Regions from separate parts of the Homo sapiens genome. Here region 2 is linked to region 1. A link is an interaction called in ENCODE POLR2A ChIA-PET data of the cell type or tissue named here. Cell type or tissue: K562. All regions are shown on one strand. Links, peaks and the distances in the headings refer to the core of each region. The heading gives the core; the rest is flanking DNA.

What was found. ChIA-PET counts read pairs that join two places held together with the same protein. Peaks named below come from ENCODE experiments on the same cell type or tissue, not always from the same donor. Only the 100,000 strongest peaks of a DNase experiment are listed, where the experiment ranks them.
Region 2: POLR2A ChIA-PET joins it to region 1 with 5 read pairs; 2 of 35 experiments call an interaction of 5 or more read pairs at or near these places.

Annotation. Positions count from the first base shown.
Region 1 is chr13:107,940,204-107,945,584 of GRCh38, forward strand. No RefSeq gene overlaps it. Among named protein-coding and RNA genes, the nearest start is that of NALF1, 75 kb to the left of the region's middle. In K562, for the core only: no CTCF peak of the experiment used is centred there; a DNase peak (open chromatin) is centred at 2,048; H3K4me3 peaks cover 429 bases.
Region 2 is chr13:107,846,606-107,851,986 of GRCh38, forward strand. The region is part of intron 1 of NALF1 (NALCN channel auxiliary factor 1); the gene reads right to left. Among named protein-coding and RNA genes, the nearest start is that of NALF1-IT1, 14 kb to the left of the region's middle. In K562, for the core only: a CTCF peak has its summit at 5,052; a DNase peak (open chromatin) is centred at 2,976.

The DNA.
Region 1 (5,381 bases), core at 167-5,166:
CTCTATGTAGGATGGGATAGTATTCAGCAATGCCTCAAGGGTATTTCTGTACTCATCTGTAGTGCTCTTTCACCATAAGACTCCTTTCCCAGAACTCTGTCCCACAACGTCCAGCCCTCTCAACCCCTTTAATTTCCTCCCCCATCTTGTCAATCCAGTGAGAATGCTGGGCTCAGTCTGTGTTCTCCCTCCTTATGCTCATGATCCAAAAACTCTCTCAGGCAAACATCTGAATTATGATCACAGGACTCACTTCATTTGTGTGTTTCCCCACAGTCCCCACAATCACAGTCCCAGGCTGTCTGTCATCTTTTACCTGAAACAGTTGTTTCATGTATTTTCTCTATTCTTTTAATTTTTAATGACAGTGGGTTAAGTTCAGTCCTATCACTCCATCATGACTGGGAGCAAAATTCTGTGCATTTAAATTTAAGTAAGAATATAAAATTTGAAGGATGCAACAAAATACCCTCCCAAGGATGGCTGGCTAGATGTAGCTGGGATGTACCTTTTTCCTGGGGAAGAACCCAAATGTCAAGTGAACCTTCACACATTGAACTTATCTTTTGAGAAAAAAAAAACACTGAAATTCAATAGAGAAGCAATGGGAGACACCATGATAGAAGCAGGGAGCAAGGCTTCCTGCTCACCTCACCCCGCTCCAGGACCAGCCCCTAGCCCAGACTAGACCCAAAAAAGGGGTGAGTGAAGGACCCTGGTGTACCTCATTCCCATCGTGGACCTCTGAGATCCTAGCTACAGGAGTTCCCATGATCGCTCCAGACATTTAGCATGGGAAGTTTCCTGGGGAACACACAGAGCACTGCTTGAACCTACATGGAGCCTAAAAGGCAGCAATCAGTGTGCTGGGCAGATGGAGCAAAACGTGAATCTGGGCCCCACCTCCCAAGTCTCTGTCTCCTGCCGTGAACAGCTGCAGCTCTTGCTGTATGTTAGGTTGGGAGAGAGTGTGGCCAGGGTATGCCCACATACCCAAGACAGGCCTCACTGACATTGTCATGGGACCAAGGGGCATCTGATCACATGCCCCCTTGCCCGCTGGTCCTTCCCAAGACTGCCTGCTTGGCCTTTCCCACCATGGAGGGAGTGGGTAGAAAGCATGGCTTCCATTGCCCGACTCAGTGGTTTGTTCACTGCCTGAGAGCAGTTCAACACCCCATCACTGCTGGTACTTGACCCCGAGGAGGCAGGGGACAAATCTGCTGGCCTGGTCTCAGTTCCCCAGGACTTGAGCACACCACCCACGAATATGGGGATGAGATATGTGGCCTGATCTCCAGCAGGGGAGGAGCCCCCACTGTTAAAACACAGAAGAGTGTGACTGGTTTCTGCAGCAGGTCTGGAATGTCTAGAATGGCACAGCAATCTGGGTGTGGGAGGCTTGGAACTAACCTAACCAGTCAGGCTTGTTGCCATGAGGATACCAGGGGAAACCCTCTCCCCTCCAGGGTCTGGAGTGTGGAAGCTGGGGGGACCCACAGCCATCTTTTTGCCTGGAAACCTGGAAACCTGGGAACCTGGGCTGCCCCTCTTCCCCTGAGCAGGCTCCATGGCACAGAAGAGGCACCTCCTTGCAGGGTAGCCCAGCATGCTGAGAGCTACCCCTAGACCCTGACAAGCTCAGTGCTTGCACCTGCCTCAGAGAGCCTGGTGGTGCTGCTCACCAGGCCCAGCCATGACCAGTTTTATCCCCTCCAGCCACCTTGACAGCACAGCCTGGGGTAGAAACCCTGAGAACCCCTTACCTTGCTCATTGCCAGGGACACCTAGATACTTCTCCCACCAAGAAAGGCCAAGTAAGAATTCCACTGTTAGCACTGCAACTGTCTCTCACTTGCAAGGACCACCTACTGGCCAGGAGGTCAAACTTTCCAGCCCATCACAATTGCTGACGTCTTTCTACAGTGCTCAGCTTCTTGCTCACAAGTATCACCCACTGAACCAGTTGAGCACTATAAAATGATGTCAGCAGTTGTGATGGGCTGGGCACAACCCAATGTAATTCCTGCTGACAGAAGTGCACAATGCTGGGTAATGAGATAAGCCCGCTGAGACTTCCACCTCCTTATCTCTATAGGAGACAGTGAGCCTGACCACATGCACAGCACAACAACGTTACAACCTGCAAACAACTAGCAATTGAGAAAACTGCTACAAGGAGGCTACGTCCAAGAAAATCATACAGAGCCTTGGTCTCCTAAAGGCACAAAGACACAAAGCCTGAAGGGTCCCACCCAACATACACAACAGTTGCACCCTTAAGGGAGGAAGACAAAAACCCCAAACAAATGAAAGTAAATGCAAAAATTAGAAGTGACATCTTCTACAGATGAGAAGGAACCAGCAAAAGGACTCCAGCACCAAGAAGAAACAGAATGTTGTGACAATCCCAAAGGACCACACTTGTTCTCTAACAATGGATCTTAACCAAAATAAAAACTTTGAAAGGACAGATTAAAAAAATCAAAATGTGAATTGTAAGTAAGCTCAATGAGAGCCAACAGAAAATTGAAAACCAACAAAAAGAAACCAGGAAAACAATCCAGAAGATGAAAGACAATTATACATATATAAAACAGAATTTTGAGAAATGAAAGAATTCACTGAATGAACTTCAAAACAGAGTTGAAAGCTTCAAGAACAGACTAGACTAAGCAGAAGAAGGAATTTCAGAGCTAAAAGACTAGCGTTTTGAACTATCCCAGACCAAAAAAAAAAAAAAAAAAAAAAGATTTTTTAAAAATGAACAAAGCCTTGAAGAAATACAGGATTATGTAAAGCCAACCAAACTGAAGACTTATCGGCATTCCTGAGGGAGAAAAAGAAAAAGTAAAAAGATTAGAAGTATATTTGAGGGAATAATTAGGGGAAATTTTTTCAGACTTACTAGAGATGTAGACAACTAATACAATAAAATAAATTCAGAGAATACATGTAAGATATTATACAAGACTAACACCACCAATGCATACAGCCAGCAGACTATCCAAGTTCAATGTAAAAGAACAAATCTTAAAGTCAGCTAGAGTGAAGCATAAAATTATCTATACAGGAAATAACTTCAAAGTAACAGCAGACATCTCAAAATAAATCTTCCAAGCTGGAAGAGAATGGGGACCTATTTTTTGCCCCCTTAAAGAAAAAATAAATGTCATCCAAGAAACGCATACCCTGCCCAGCTAAGCTTCATAAATGGAGAAATAGATTCTTTGCCAGATAAACAGATACTAAAGGAATTTGTCAAGACTAGACTGGCCCTGCAAGAAATGCACAAAGGAGTTCTAAACATAGAAACAAAAGGACAATACTTGCCATAATTAAAACACACATAAGGAGAAAGTTCACAGATCCTATAAATTCCTATAATTCACAGATCACATAATTCCACAATTGAGACTCCAAGGCAACTAGCTAATAAAATTATGACATGAATAAAACCTCACATATCAATTTTAACCTTGAAATTTAAAGGCCTAAATGCTCTACATTAAAGATATAGAGGGCAAATTGGATTTTAAGACACTATCACTTTGCTGCCTACAAGAGACTCATCCAGTGGTTAAAGATATCCACACTCAAAGTAAAGGAGTGGAAAAAGGCATATTATGCAAATGTAAGATAATAGTGAGCAGAAGTAGCTATTCTTATATCAGCTAAAACAGACTTTAAACCACAACAGTAAAAAAGAAATACAGAAAAAGCATTATATAATAAAGTTTTCAATACAACAAGAAGATTTAACTATCCTGATTATACATGTACTCAACACTGGAGCACCCAGATTTAAAAAGCAAATACTACTAGACATAGGAAATAGATTGCAAGCAATACAATAAGACTGCAGAACTTCAAAATCACACTGACAACATTAGACAGGTCATCAAGGTAGAAAGTCAGCAAAGAAACTCTGGACTTAAACTGGACTCTAGACCAAATGGACCAAATAGACATTTACAGAACATTCCACCTGACAATTGCAGAATATACATTTTTCTCACCCACACCTGGAACATTCTCCAAAACTGACCATGTGCTTGGTCATAAAGCAAGTCTTAATGAATTTAAAACGTAAACTGAAATCACATCAAGTATCTTTCTGGACCACAGTGAAATAAAACTAGAAATCAATACTAAGAGAAACTCTCAAAACTATGCAAGGACATATAAACTAAACAAGTTTCTACTGCATGGCTTTTGGGAAAACAACAACATGACAGCAAAAATTAAAAAAGTGTTTGAAATAAATGAAAATAGACACAAAACATATTAAAACCTGTGGGATATAGCAAAAGCAATGGTAAGAGGAAATTTATAGCATTAAAGGCCCACATCAAAAAGATGAAACTTTCAAATTAACCAATCAATGTTGCAACGGAAAGAACTAGGAAGCAAGAACAAACCAAATTGAAAGCCAAAAAATAAAAGAAATAACAACGATGTAAAGACGATTGAGTAAATTAAGACTGAGACTAAAAAATACAAATCAACAAAATGAAAAATGTTTTCTTTGAAAGGATAAACAAAATCAATAAACCATTAGCTAGGTTAACCAAGAAAAAGGGAGAGAACATTCAAATAAGCACAATCAGAAATAATAAATGTGACATAACTGATACCACAAAAAGGCAAAAGATTATTTGAGATTCATCTCTATGTGCACAAACTAGAAAACCTAGAGGAAATGGATAAATTTCTAGAAACATACAACATCCCAAGATTGAAATAGGAAGAAAGAGAAATTCAAAACAGACCAATAACGAGTAATGAAATTGAATCAATAATAAAAATATTAAAACAAAAAAGCCCCAAATCGGATGGATTCACAGCTGAATCTTACCAAGTTTACAAAGAAGAGCTGGTGCCAATCTTACTGAAACTATTTCAAAAAATTAAGGAGAAAGTATTTCTCCCTAATTCATTCTACAAAATTAGCATCAGCTTGACACCAAAATCAGGTGAGGATACAACAAAAACAAAAAACTACAGGGCAATATCCCTGCGAACAGAAAAGCAAAAATCCTCAATGAAATACTAGCAAACCAAATCCAACAGCGTATCAAAATGATTATTCATCTCAATCAAGTGGGTTTTATTCTAAGGATGCAGAGAGGATTCAACATGCACAAATCAATAAATGTGATTCACCAAATAAACAGAATTAAGAACAAAAACAATATGATCATTTCAATAGATGTAGAAAAAGCATTTGATAAAACACAACAACGCTTTATGATAAAAACCTGCAACAAACTAGGTGTTGAAGGAACATACCTCAGTGTAAGAGTCATATTGACAAAGCTACAGTCAGCATCATACTGACTGGAAAAAAGTTGAAAGCATTCCCCCTAAGAAAGAATAAA
Region 2 (5,381 bases), core at 167-5,166, 94 kb before region 1:
GGACTAAAGACAAAAGATGCATCTCCTAGAAGAATTAGAAGAATATCTAGCATTCCAGAGTTGGTGAAAAGAAATAAATCTGCTAGTAGGGTCAGAATAGCTGAGGAGGAGTTTCCAGACTTCTATTCATAAAAGGCAGTTGTCCTAAAGTGCCTTCGTGTTTATTTCAAATCCCATTGCTGAAACCTTTAATCTGGATTTAGCCTTATGGGCAGCATTTCAGACAAATGAGATTTAGACAGATGACTAAATAGGCATATATGATTACTGCAATGGCCTAAGTAAGTCAATCTAATTATGAGAGTTCTAAGTCACCACTTAGAAACTACAGGTTCCAAAGATTTATTAATTTGCTCCAAAATACATTTTTAGGAAACAGACTTCTAAAGCAATTATATAACATTTATTATTCTATAATGACAGCAAATTTCTTAAATTAAAAAAAATTAAAGGCAAACTTTAGAGTTGATTTTATACATTGTTTTGGGGAAAAAAAGAAAACTTGAACATGACCTTTTTTTATTTCATTAATTAAAACTAAATTTTCCTTATGCAGAATAATGCCTAATAAAATTTAATTTACCTATTTGCATTTAATAATGGGTGATGGTCTCCTATGTTTACAAATATTTATCAAACATTTCTCTTTGATTTATTGACAAAATCAAACAAAAATAAACATGTATTTTTCCTTAGCTGATTTTACATTATGTGAAATTATCTCTGATCATCTAAAAAATAATGTAACGGATGTGCAAACAGTCTTTAAGGTGGGCCTCTGATTTTTCCTCTTGAAATTCATGGCCTTGTGTCATCACCTCTCCTTGAATGTGGTGAGAACCAGTGAGTTGCTTCTAACAAACAGAATACAGCAAAGGTGAAGAATGTCAGTCTCGTGATGACATTACATAAGATTGAAACATCTGTCTTACTGAGAAACATTCCCCCTTGCTGGCTTTAAAGAAGCCAGCTGCCAGATTGTAAGCTACTTTGGAGAGGGTCACAGGCAAAGAAGTTAGAGACAGCACACAGACAGCGAACAGCTGAGATCCTCAGCTCAACAGCTCGCAGGGAGCAGGATTCAACAACCACGTGAGCTTGGAAGCTGATCTTTCCCTAGCAGAGCCTCAAATAAGACCCCAACCCTGGCTGACACCTTGACTGTAGCTTTGCTGAGGACACAGCTAAGCTGCGTCCACATTTCTGACCCACAGAAAGTGTGAGATAATAAACACGACTTGTTTTAAGTCTCTATATGTGTGAAAATTTGTTACACAGCAATAGATAACTAATGAAATTCTCTACTTTTTTTGCAAAGCAAGAAAAATAAACTGAACCTGCTTCACTTTGATCTAAACTTTAAGAAGAAATCAGATATAATATTATTCCACTTTTGAAATTATCTGTGAAAAATGGCAACCACTCTATTGAATCAAAAGTGTACTCAATCAGTCAGAAAACTAATTCATGCTTTCCTTCAGGATAATTCATTGTTTGCCACTTTCAGCTGTTAGATGATGCCTTTTGTTGCTGATTACAACACAACGAAGTTTCCTTTGGTGGTTTCTACAAACTGTTAACCTTTAACTGTTCCCAAAATATTTCAAACAAATCAAATGAGCAAATTTGCACTAATACTCTTTACAATGTTCAAAAGTATGGTTGGTAGGTACATGATCAAAGAGGGGATGATTTTAATATACGCATGAAAATGTAACTTTTCTCCTAAAGAACGACAGAAACTCTAAGATGGAATGTTTGATGTTATAAATGCAGAGTAAATGATTCAATTTCAAGAGGAATAGTTTACTATGGTTCATTAATTTGAAAACAGCAACCAAACATGATTTCAAGTAACTTTCCCAAATAATGCAGCCTTAAAATTACTTTTCCCTTCAAAATGCAAGCAGCTGTATTTTGATGCTTTAATTATTTGGACAGCTAATTTCCTTGTTACTTGCCACATGTGGACAAACAGTAACACATATGAGTATAATTCAATGAAAAATGCAAAAAGTGATCTATCCTAAATTCCCTAAGCATCCTCTGTGTCTCTCCGTGGCACTTCATGTTCAGCCTCAAACTGTATCTACAACCTGTCCATAGGCAATTACCTTTTGGAAACATAATATTTCTCATAACTCTTCAAATGAAAAATTGTGCAAAATGTCTGACCTGTCATATTTGATACTAAATGATTTAAATGAACAGGCAGGGGAAATTTCTGAAATACCTTCAAGAATCTACTTACCAGCATTACCGACCTGACAGGAAAAGAATTCAGTCAAATACACGAGGCCACATAGGTTTATTTCAATTTTCATTAATTTTACTCAGTGGAACCTCTCACATAATGGAGAATCATTCATCAAAATATTATGGAACACTGTCCACTTATCTATTGCTGCATAACAAACACCCCAAAATGTAGTTTACAACAACACCCATTTTATTGCGTTCTAGAATTTTGGTGGCTCAGGAATTAAGATGTTGTGTAATTAGAGCATAATGATGACCATTAGGGATTTAGCTTCTTCCTCATTTTACTGGTAATACTCTATCTCATTTCATAATGTGAAATAAATACAGAACAATGTTTGGAAAGTGATATTTAAAACATTTGCTGTGAGTGATTTGAATTTTTGGAACTATATGACCTGCCTAGGTGACTTGTCAGAGGTTATAACAACCTTGCTTCTCTGCACATCCTAGGGAAGTTATCTGAATAAGATTGTGTAGTAAAGAAAAATATTGATAGTTCTCTCCTCTAAAGTTTGTAAGACTTTGGGAAGATTTGAAGCGGTCAGTGTGATCTAAATGGCTGGGTGGTAAGTTAATCTGCAAGCTTCACCCACATGTCTGGTGCATGGCCTGGGAAGACATGAAAGCTGGACTCAACCGAGACTGTATGAAGAAGCCTGCCCAAGGCCTCTCTATGAGGCTTGGACTTCCTAGCAGTGTGCTGGCCTTGGGCTAATTGAACATCTTACAGGGCAGCTCAAAGCTTCAAGAATACTTGTCCCAGTAAACAGCATGAAAACTGCATGGCCTTTTATCATCTACCTTGGAAGTCCCAGAACATTATTTCTGCCCTACTCACTCTCAATTGGAGGAGTGTCAAAGAACCTGCCACTGTGTTTCGTAACCACCCACCTGCAAGCTCTCTTCTTTTCCTTTTTTCTTTCTTTTCTTCTTTGCAAGTGATTAGACAAAAATAATCAAGAAACAATGCCTATCTTTAAGAGTACTCTCAAAATCTAACAGGAGAAACAAAGGCACTGGTATATAATTCATTTTATAGCTTTATCATGTAAATTATTCATGTGTTGCTAGAAATTGTCTTCAGGCTAATACTTTTAGTAATTTATTATTTTCTTCCTTTTCAACAATTTGTATGCAACCTTTGAAAATTAAGATTGTTTCTACACCAAGTAATATGACAAAAAATAAATGTAAAATTGTGTTAAAATGCCTTAGTTAAGAATGCTGTGCCCTAGGCCTTAGTTTTCTTATCTGCAAAATGGGATAATTATCAGGCCTACTTCACAGAATGAAATAAATTGGCCCGGCATTATCACTAAGTGCTAATTGTTCACTACCACTACCTACCAGAGGAAGAAATCTTCCCTCCAGCTTAGGCATAATTTTGCTGTCTCTCCACATATCAAATTAAAATAAAAAGATAAAATTTGATTAAATCAATTATATTTAAAAAGACAGAAGAATGTTTTACATCACATACCTTCCCTGTACTTGGGTTGTTGCCTGATATTAAACTGTTTTCAAATCAGATGACAAAAGCAGTCATAGTATTATACTTGTTTATATTGGTTTCTATTATAAGTAATAGACTTTACATGCACACATACACACGAAAAGCCGAATCATGGCCATTAGGGATTCAGTTTCTTCCAGTAACAGCTTCTTCCTTGTTTTACTGGTGATACTCTAACTCATTTCATAATGCGAAATAATACAGAACAATGTTTGGAAAGCGATATTTAAAACATTGGCTGGCCAGGCACGGTGACTCACGCCTATAATCCCAGCACTTTGGGAGGCCAAGGTGGGTGGATTACCTGAGGTCAGGAGTTCAATACCAGCCTGGCCAACATGGTGAAACTCCATCTCTACTAAAAGTACAAAAATTAGCCGAACGTGGTGGCATGTGCCTATAATCCCAGCTACTTGGGAGGCTGAGGCAAGAGAATCACTTGAACCCAGGAGGCAGAGGTTGCAGCGAGCCAAGATAGCACTCCTGCACTCCAGCCTGGATGACAGAGCGAGACTCCATCTCCAAAAAAAAAAGGAAAAGAAAAAGAAAAAGAAAATTGCTGTGAACAATTTGAATTTTTTGAACTATATGACCTGCCTAGGTGATTTGTCGGAGGTTATAACAATCCTGCTTCTCTGCACATCCTAGGGAAGTTATCTGAATAAGATCGTGTAGTGTGTAGTAAAGGAAAATATTGACAGTTTACCCTCATGGTTGAATTAATTTTTCAATTATGTTGTCAAATAGTCACTTTTTCTGTCAAGTGGAATCTTCTCTCTTTCAATGTCGTCTGAATTTTTTACCGGACATGGTAACCTTATAGTATCTTTTCAGTGTCTTCCAATTCATAAACTAGGCAGCAGAATGATATAGTGACATATTTTGCTAACAGCTTCTAATTTGGAAAACAAGTGACATTAGCTTTAAAATTGCACATCTGGAAAAGTTCACAGATGAACAGTTTTTTTTTTTTTTCTTTAAGTGGCCAGATTAAGGAGACACATCCCCACTGCAAGCTATGGAGTGATCACATCACTGTTTATTACTTTTCAAACCCATAATTAGCCATAAAGAAACATGTACAAATAAAATACTGTATTTATATTTCCCATATAAAAGACTCTGTTGTTCAGTCATAAAGTTATCAAACACTATATTTTATAAAATTACTATTTTGTAATTATCTGACTTAGAGCTTACTACATTTTAGAAGAGAAACGACGACCCTTTCTTAAGCAAGGAGAAGGAACAACTGTCAGGTTGAAATTGCTGCACTGTCTTAATTTCAAAGATCTGAGTAAAATCTAATTTTCAGTCACAGGTTGGAAGTGGGACCGTTTGAAAAGGGAAATGTGTTAACTAGAATTTTTAAGTAACAGATTAAGAGCACAATGCTTTTGGATTAAGGGCTTTACAGGCCCTTTCTTTTTTTTTTTTTTTTTTTTTGAGACAAATTCTTGCTCTGTCATGCAGGCTTGAGTGCAGCGGGACAATCATAGCTCACTGCAGCCTCTACCTCCTAAGCCCAAGCAACCCTCCTACCTCAGTCCCCCATGTAGCTTGGACTCAGTGCATGCCACCATGCCCGGCTATTTTTTTTTTTAAT